2 separate regions of the Homo sapiens genome follow, and region 2 is linked to region 1. Evidence: chromatin contacts called from ENCODE Hi-C or POLR2A ChIA-PET data. All regions are on one chromosome and are shown on one strand. Each heading gives the region's core, a stretch centred on a gene start or an enhancer-like site at or near the end of the contact. The rest is flanking DNA. Distances are from core to core; before and after follow the strand shown. Region 1 overlaps NCOA7 (nuclear receptor coactivator 7). Region 2 overlaps NCOA7 (nuclear receptor coactivator 7).

Region 1 (4,709 bases), core at 829-3,328:
GCAGGGATTCCCTCTTTATCCTGGAGTTTCCATTATGTTTGTAGTGTTGCTGCTTTTATCTCCACTACAAGGCTTTTTTCTTTATGACCTGAAATACTTGTGGTTTAGCCTCACATTAGGTTCGCCTCTATGTTGTAATTTAGTGCATACCACTAAATTGGTGGATACCGTGCCCAGAAACCTTAAACACTGTGCTAGAATTGCTGTTAGGCAATTTAGGCCTTTCCTGGCACAACTGGAACCAAAGAAAGGGGGTGGAGCTCATGCAGTGCCTGGGGCTATTTTTCCCTCTGCTCACCTGGAATCTTCCTTCCAGAAAGCTGGGGGTGGGGCCTCACCAGTGCGGTGTTTCGGTAATAAGCCCGCTTCTATAGACCTGGAAGTGACATCGTGAAGTCATTCAGTTTTCATTCCTATGAAGAAATTCCTTTTCGTATATACTCTTTAGCGTTGCATTGCTTTTTCAGAAGCATATTTCTAGTGAATATCAAGAATAAATATTCATCATTAAAGAAGTTCACTCTATTCTTAGTTTTCTAACAGTTGGAATTTTTTTGTTCTTTTTAAAAATACAATAATGGCTGTTTAATTCGTCAAATGCTTTTTTAGCATGTATCAAAATGATCAGATTCTTTTTCTCTGTTAAACAATTTATAAAGCTTTATCATATTAATACTATATCACTGCTGTATTTCTGGATGAAACCTTTTTGCTCATGGTTTATAATTGTTTTAACATACTACTCTATTCACATTGCTATTTACTTGTGTTGACTACATTATTATAAATAACAATAGCATTTGTTAAGCATGTGCTCTGTGCCAGGCTCTGAGATGAACACTGTATGAATCAGCTTAATTTTCTCAGCATTTCATTTTACAGCTAAACCGTTGCACAAAGATTTAGCTAACTTGATTAATATCACGTGGCTATGAAAATGTGTCATGGTTGCTAGTTAAACCCAGCTCATTTTGACCCCTAAACCAACCTGTGATCAGAAAGGTGTTTGATGACATAAGTGAGATGGTACATGACTTGATTTTATAATTAATACTATCAAACTGCTTCAGCAATCATAGTTGAATGGATCTGTTTCCATTATAGGGACATGCCTGTCATTGGAAACAGATTCTCCTGTTCATAAATCAGGGTACCCCTTTCTTTGAAAAATCTATAGAGACACAGACAATTTTTGCCTCTTTGAATTCCCCTCATTTGGATGTCATAGAAACCATCCTCCCTCTTTAGTAGAGTTACTGATGGTCCTGTGCTGTCAGCCTCCTGAACCCCCTTCAGATGCTCTTATGATAGAAATAGATGGAGGAGAGAGCTGGTCGTTCATGGGTGAGTAAAGAAAGAAGGGGCACATAGTAAGTTTAAGCCCCATGCAGAACTGGTCCTGATATAATTTAAAAACCTGATAATTTTCCAAACTTCTGTTTGTGCTTGTTCAGATACTTGTTAATAACAGAAAAAAAGGCTACGTACTATCTTTTCTTCCCTTCCTATATCTAAGTAGAAATTATGGAATCAAGATCCAGAGAATTCACAGATGTCTGTACGGATTCTGTTTTCAAGCACAATAATGAATCATGTCCACTGTCCTGAGTTCACCCAGTCCCCAGGGGCCTGTGACAGGAGCCAGATGCTCCGGTTTGAAGGACATTATGTATTGACTTGTTCTTGCTGGTTTTTCTCAGAACCAGCATATCTAGCCAGTTCGTTTCTTGACACCCTCCCCAGTCTTCCCCCCCACCAGCATACTCAATGTCCACATCTCACATCACTACTTTGGTACTCAAAAATCTCTTATTTGAATCTCAATTTCTTTTTTTGTCTTTTCCCACAGATCTGTTCTCCAATTCTGACAGGCAGACTAATGACCCCCTAAAGATGTCCATGTCCTATTTCCCCAAACCTGTTAGGTTACATAGCAAAGGTGAACCAAGGCTATAGATGAAATTGAGGTTGCTAATCAGCTGACCTTAAGGAGATTTTCCAGGGCTATCAACGTGGCCCAGTGCAATCACAAGGGACCTTAAAAGTGAAAGAGGGAGGCAGGAGAGAGCACGTGAGACTACTCAGGCAGCGTTGCTGGCTCTGCGGGTGAAAGCAGGGCCTTGGCTGAAGCTTCCTGCAGACGCAGAACTGGCTAGATATGCTGGTTCGGAGAAAAACCAGGGCTCAAGGCCCTGCTTCCAGGGCCCAAAGTAGCCCACTTCCAAGAGAGAGAAAAGGCAAGGGAACCAGTCCTCCCCTACTCTCCCTCCAGAAGGAAAGTAGTGAGACCCATGCCAGACTTCTAATCTATGGAACTGTAAAATAATAAATCTGTGTTTATGCTTTATTTCGAACCACAAATGTGTAGTAATTTGTTATAGAAACAGTAGGAAACTAGTTCATCATGCCATTCCCCTAACTATTCCAACATCTCACTACCTGTATCTCAGCCACTGCTCATCCAGCTCCAGCTGCCTTGCTCTGTGCATCATAACCATACAGGTAGCCGCTTATTTGCTTACTTCTTATGTGGCCTGTTACCCCGGTGTTGAGACCCCCACCCCAGAGTATAGTGTTACTTCTTAATGTTCACATTTTTGAAACCTCATTTTTGCCATGGTAACTCTTCCAAATCTCATTACTCTTACTCCCTCAGTCCTGTCTTTAGTCCACTACATTTTAGTAGATGACCTTACCCCTACTCTACTGGTGATGTTGACAGCATCTGTCTTGAGCTCCCTTTACTTTCAAAACCTCTCTGTGAATTCCAGTCATCCATTTCTGGGTTTCCATCTCTGGACCTCTGTTCAGCATTTCACAGTGTCAACACCACCTTCCTTTTTTCCATGGCCTCTGTGACATTGCATTCATTTTCCCATCCCTCTAATTGCTTTTCCCCCTTTATATCAGCCATATTTTTTTCAGTCCTTAAATCTAAGCCTTCCTTAGTTTCTGTTCTCAAACTTCAGGCCTCCTTTTAAAATTTATTCATTCTCTTGATGTCATAGCTTCATCCAAGACTTCAGTATCACCACTACAAGGGATATCTTCACATCTGGCTGTCATGCCCCTCCAGGCCCCAGGCATACTGCTAGGTAACATCTTCTTTTAGCCCCAGTTCATGAGAGAGAGAGGGGAGTCTTCTTTCTGTAAACTTGTATTGGGGATTATCTCAGATGCAGGATCTTAGAGTCTTGTGTTCTGGACACTCCAGGCCCTTTTATGGTGTGGCAAGGGAGGTGGCAGGACTTATGGACAGGGCACCAAGATCCACTTGGGTTGAGGTCAACACAGGTACCCCATTCTTCCTCCCCATTCCAGCTCTTACCTCCAGGATTTATGCAGAAAGAAATGGGCTAGGCTGAAGGACCTGTGTTTTATTCCTCTAGGGGTTTGGTCAGTTTTGTTACAGGTACTCCTTATGGGACCAGGGAAAACCTGCTCTGAAGACTTTATTTCAGAGGTGGGCAAGTATGAGGTTCAGTTTGCTCTAAATGGCTTCTGAGGGACACTTGGCCAACTTTTCCCTTGGCAGTAGATACTTTTGCGTCATTTGCCTTAGGTTCTTGTACACGGGGAGGGTGAGAATTTGGGTAGGTAGAAAGGTCTGTGAGGAGACCTGAAGTTGGAAAGGTCAGTGTCATTGGAAGACAGTTGCCCTCTTTGGGATGGGTATGGATCCTTACCTAAAACACTAGGGTTGGAGCACCATTCTAAAGCACAATGGAGCAGTCCTTTCCCATGGCAGCTCATGCCTCGTCCTAGATCTCGCCAGGGCCAGAAGCACCTCCAGTGCTTTGTGGACTATGTGCTGCAGCACCCAGTCCCAGACACACAGGACTTCACTCATTGAGACACATAGTTAACCATCTTTTCAACTCACTGCAAAACAATTATTTCTGAAGTAATATGAAACCTTGCCTTGAGCTATAATGATATAAAGACAATTAAATTATATCCTCTTTGCTTCTCTATTGAGCCAACTGTAAAACATAGTATTTGCCTTGTGGCTTTGGCAGGTGCACATGATTTGCCTGGTGTGATGTTACATCAGTGAAAAGTGTTGCCTCACAATCAAACTCATCAGGCTTATTCATCTGTACTGGAAGGTTTATTCAACTATAAATACAAGACAAGGCCAGGTGCAGTGGCTCCCACCTGTAATCCCACCACTTTGGGAGGCCAAGGCGGGCAGATCACTTGAGCCCAGGAATTTGAGAACAGCCTGAGCAACATGGTGAAACCCTGTCTCTACAAAAAAATGCAAAAATTAATCTGGTGTGGTGGCATGAGCCCGTAGTCCCAGCTATTCGGGAAGCTGAGGTGGGAGGATTGCTTGAGTCTGGGAAGTGGAGGTTGCAGTGAGTCATGTTAGTGCCACTGCACCCCAGCCTGGGTGACAGAGGGAGACCCTGTCTCAGAAAAAAAAAAAAAAAAAAAAGACACAAGACATTTAAGGATGGGTGCATCATCACGGTCTTTACCTCCATGATCTCAACATCTTAGACTCTGAAGGGAAGGCGTTTTTTTTGTTTTGTTTTGTTTTGTTTTTCCTTTAGTAATATTACATGCTTGACATTTTTCTAGCCTACCCACCTGTGGCAAAGGAAGGTAATTTAATTTTTGTACTAATTCAGGTGAACATAGTTAAGTTTATCCTGAAAGGCTCAGCAAACACATATTTTTCTTTTGTAGCTGTGCAATATGTA
Region 2 (4,709 bases), core at 1,177-3,676, 44 kb after region 1:
GGGGTTGCAGAAGGATGAAGGTCCATCTTCTGTAACTTCTTCATGCTGAATAGGGGCAATGATACTCCTGCCTAATTATTAGGGTCTCTTTTATTCAGGGTAGAGAGGAGCTGAGTCAGAAAGCATTGGTCCATTAAGCATCGTGACTCTGGTCGGTCTTCGTTCCATCTTCGCAATCAGATTCAAGTGGCTCATGGCTCGTACTGGGGGAACCCGGTCCATGGTTGGGATCCATGCTCCCGTTCCATGGTCGTACACATCTTGAGGGCATCCACACGGTTTGTTCATCTCCTGCAAAAACACAAGCATACCCTCTCCCCCACGTTAGTAAATCTACTGAAACAGAAGCAAAAACTTGTTGTGGTTGTAGCTAGGAGGCATGCCGTTGCTGAAACATTCGTTAACTCGGTTTCTGCCTCTTTGGTTAATTACCGTGAGGTAAAACTTTCTACTGATAATGAGAAACAGGCCTTCTCTGATTAACAGAAGGCATAGAGAAAGCAAATCGAGGCTTTTCAGACCTTCAATTCGTGCTGTACAGGCGGGTCCACTAGATGCTGTGGCTCATGATAGATCTTCAGATGTTTGGTGGGCACCCACACAGGCACCTGATTGTCACCTGGAGAGACACAAGCAGATCCTCTTCCCCATAAAATTATCTTTAGGCAGGGATTGGAGGAAGTAGATTCAGAGGTAAGGAAAATTTTGGGGGCCTAATGGCTTCCTAATGATTGATAGGTGTTCCCTCGGAAGTTAGGAATTCCCTTTCTCTCCATATTGCTGCGTGGGCATGGAGGACTAGGTAAGCATACTAAGAGTCTATATGTATATTTACTCGTTTTCCTTCTCCTAATTGGAGTCAAAGGATTGAGAAAAAGACAGTGAGAGATAAAAAGGTGGGACACTAGGGTGTCATCACTATTGTATGGAGGCTGTGAAGGCCCTGAGCTCTGGGGGCCCACGGTATTTATTGGTAATCCAACAAAGAAACAGGTGGTGAGAATGTGGAGGTCAAAAGAGCACGTTGCATTAAGCACATGATTTACAGCTGTGATGGCTTAGCATTTATATGGAGCATGTTCTGCTACTTGAGATAATAGGAATAGGAGCCTAGGAGGGCTAGAAGCAAGGAGCCAGCAAGTCTAGACACATTCCAAAGGACTATGCAAGCCCTGCCTCAGTTTCCCTCCCAACACTCAGCTTTTTCCCAACAAATAATAATAAGACAAAAAATACATATTCATATTTATATCTACATAAACACTACAAATATAAGAAGTGAATAAAGTGGTCACCTATGGGGCTTGGGGTAGACAGGGATGTAAGAAGGAAACTTCTTATTATATGCCTTTTAAAATATAATTTTGATGTTTGAATCATATAAATGTATTACCTATTCCAAATATTAAAATAATTTAAAGATAGATATATATACAATATAAAATGTATTTCTCCCACCCCATTCCATTCCCTGGAAGTAACCATTTGGATCTGTTTCTTTTATAGCCTTTCAGAGTAGTTTATTGTATAACATTAGTCAAGGTTCTTCAGAGAAACAGAACCAAAATGTGTGTATTATACATAGAGATCTGTTTTAAAGAATTGGCTCATGTGATTGTTAAGGGCTGGCAGGTCTGAAATTTTCAGGACAGGCTGTCAGGCTGGAGACTGGGGAAAGAGTGGGTATTGCAGTATCAAGCCTGAAGAAAGTCTGAAGGTAGAATCCTTCTTCCTTAAGAGACCTCTGTGATTTTCTCTTAAGGCCTTCACCTGATTGGATGAGGCCCACCCACATTATGGAGCATAATCTGCTCTACTCAGAGTCTACTGATATAAATGTTAATCACATCTTAAAATACCTTAATAGCAACATCAAGGCTGCTGTTTGACCAAAAGCTGCGTACCATGGATGGCCACACCAAGTTGAAACATAACCATCATACCCATGTACAATCATAGTATCTATCAATATCTATATTTACTTTTGTAATAGAAATGGTAACATGTCATATACACTGATACACACCTTGTTTTAGGTAACAACAGTCCATGTTTTGAAGGAGAACTCTCTAAAGAAATACACCTTTAAAGTATAAGAAAATTGGTAAGTCTGTACTGTGGGGGAAAAGACATGATTAATATAAAAAGGGAAACAACAGCTCGGAAACACATTTGATAGTTATTAATGTCCACCTTACATAAAGACTCCCACAAATTGAAAAAAAGAAAAACACTGATACCACATATCACAGAAATCCAGTTCACAAAAGAAAAGCTACAGACAGGAAGAAAATATTGAAAAATGTTCAAGCCCTTAACGCTGAAAGGAACGCAAATGGAGTCAGGTAAAACTTTATATAAACTAAAAGGATAAGCAAGTTTGTTATGAAACTTAAGACACAAACTGCAATGCTGACGTCACAGCAAACTAGTCAGTCTTTCAAGAGCCATTAGGCAGGATGAATCACAAGCTATAAAATCATGCCCCTTGGCCCAGTAATCCCTTTTCTGGGAACTAATCTTGAGGAAATAATTCGAACCATAGTGAAAGGCCTACACTGTATGGATAGTTACTGTAACGTCATTCATACAATTAAAGAAATACAAACAAACTAAATATCCTGACAGCATAGGAATACAGGCTAATTATGGTTTATTAACTTCATGAAATGTAGCTGTTAAACATGACTACAAGGACTAGCAATGTGGTAAAAGTATATAATGTTAAATACAACAGTTATGGCTTGGCTCTGATGGCAATGAAAAGAAAGCTGTATAAACGATGTACACTTGTGGACAAGAACAGATAGGAATGTAGAAACCTTAAAAATGGTTTGATCTGTTAGGATATCAGAATTGTCGGTGGTATTTCTGTTTTTGTTTTAGTCCTATTAATATTATTGCAATTTTATGTAATTATAAATTTTAAAAATCATAAGTTAACGTTATCCCAACAGTAGCCTCAAATTCAAATTATCATTTAGTGATTAGAAGATACTTTAAGAATCATTTGATTATATTCATTGCCCTTTCTCCTGTTGTGATGGTTATAGTATGAACCTTGGAGGATATTTCAGGAGCTGCAGTTTTCACAGCTCTCATTCTCTTCCCAGGAACTAGGCATATTTCTATTGATTAAGCCTGGAAAGATACTTTGGAAACTTCATTCAGTAAATGTGTATAAGACAGCAGAGAAGTTGGAAGCAAAGAACATTCCTGCGTCAATAAAATTAGATTTCTTTCTAATATTAAAATAGTAGCCAGTATTATTCCTGACACTTTCTAGTTGTCAAAGATGTTTTATTACAATTACAATGCAATAGTACTTTGATCTACATAAAGACCCGTTGTAGTATTGTTTATCTTTGTTCCTAGCTAAAGCTTCAGATCTACATTTTTTTCCTCAATGAATACAAGTATCCAATAAATGAAGACTCAATGAGGAAAAAATATTTGGTATAAATATTTCATTGTGTTTTTCAGTTTTACATTCCATCTCTTGATCTTTCCCTCAAATTGAAAGACAGTTTTAACAGTTTCGCAGTGCCTGTGGACTTTTACTTTATTTGTTGGCTCTTAATTTTGAGTATGGAAGTAGAGATAACCTTGATAATGGGAAATTTTCAAATTAGTAAAATGGATTTGCCAAGCAGGGAAAAGATGGTTTATGTACTGAAGTCCACACTAGCACCTGCCAAGAAAGTGGACATGGTGTTAACATCTGTCACAAACGTGTTTTTCAGGGTGGATCATTTGTACACATTCTTTGTTCAGTGGTCTCCCGATGTCTATGGAAAAGATGCCAAAGAGCAAGGCTTTGTGGTGGTGGAGAAGGAAGAACTGAACATGATTGACAACTTCTTCAGTGAGCCAACAACCAAGAGCTGGGAGGTGAGCACTTGGGCAGGGTTAGACCGTCGTAGTTCCTAAGGTACAGTAAGCAGTCTCGCATTCAGATTCCATGTAACAGGCTGGTAAGAAACTAGAGTCCCTGTGCACCTATGAAATTACAGAGGAAAATAACTTTATTCCTCCGTTTGAAAAAAAACACCACCACCAGCACCACCGCTATGTACACAGGCACACAGTTCATTCTGACCACACTAGATGAATCTACTTATATTCTTACTCATAGCTCCATGCCTTAGTTCAGAGCTCAGCAAATTTTTTTTTGTAAAGGGCAAGATAATAAATATATTTGGCTTTGTAGGCCATACAGTTCCTGTTGCAGGTACTCATAGCTGCCATTATAGAACAGAAGCAACCATAGTATGTAAATGAATGAGCATGACTGTGTTTCATTTCACATAGTTATTATGTGTCACAAAATATTGTTATTAATTTTTATTGAATCCCTTAAAAAATATGAAATCTTTCTTAGCTTAAGTGCCATACAAAAACAGGTGGTAGACTGGCTTTGGCTGACAAGCTGATATAGTTTGGCTCCACGTCCCCATGCAAATCATATCATAATTATAATCCCCAAATGTCAAGGGAGGCACCTGGTGGGAGGTGATTGGATCATGGGGACAGTTTCCCCGTGCTGTTCTCATGATAGTGAGGGAGTTCTCACAAGATCTGATGGTTTTAAAAGTGGCAGTTTCCGCTACGCTCGCTCGCTCTCCTGCCGCCTTGTGAAGAAGGTGCTTACCTCTCCTTTGCCTTCTGCCATGATTGTAAGTTTCCCAAGGCCTCCCCAGCTATGTGGA

What was found. A loop is a pair of places that touch in the nucleus more often than their neighbours do. ChIA-PET counts read pairs that join two places held with the same protein, here RNA polymerase II (POLR2A). Pooled maps may share reads with other maps.
Region 2: a map of heart left ventricle shows a loop between it and region 1 (1.8-fold over the local background). The contact joins two enhancer-like sites. A Hi-C loop is called at or near these places in 9 of 168 maps with a recorded cell type or tissue (Caco-2, Calu3, K562 and 6 more) and 7 of 50 pooled maps. POLR2A ChIA-PET finds 5 or more read pairs at or near these places in 4 of 52 experiments (Caco-2, MCF 10A, Panc1 and 1 more).

The regions. Positions count from the first base shown.
Region 1 is chr6:125,867,578-125,872,286 of GRCh38, forward strand. The region is part of intron 3 of NCOA7 (nuclear receptor coactivator 7); the gene reads left to right. Among named protein-coding and RNA genes, the nearest start is that of NCOA7-AS1, 51 kb to the left of the region's middle. Within about 2 kb of position 2,079, at least 8 of the 41 ENCODE cell types and tissues checked have a DNase peak (open chromatin) inside an H3K27ac peak, as active enhancers do; they include mammary epithelial cell, where a contact is called at or near this core.
Region 2 is chr6:125,911,590-125,916,298 of GRCh38, forward strand. It overlaps NCOA7 (nuclear receptor coactivator 7), which reads left to right. Exons shown (of 16, transcript NM_181782.5): 11 at 3,744-3,891. Among named protein-coding and RNA genes, the nearest start is that of HINT3, 43 kb to the right of the region's middle. Within about 2 kb of position 2,427, at least 6 of the 41 ENCODE cell types and tissues checked have a DNase peak (open chromatin) inside an H3K27ac peak, as active enhancers do; they include mammary epithelial cell, where a contact is called at or near this core.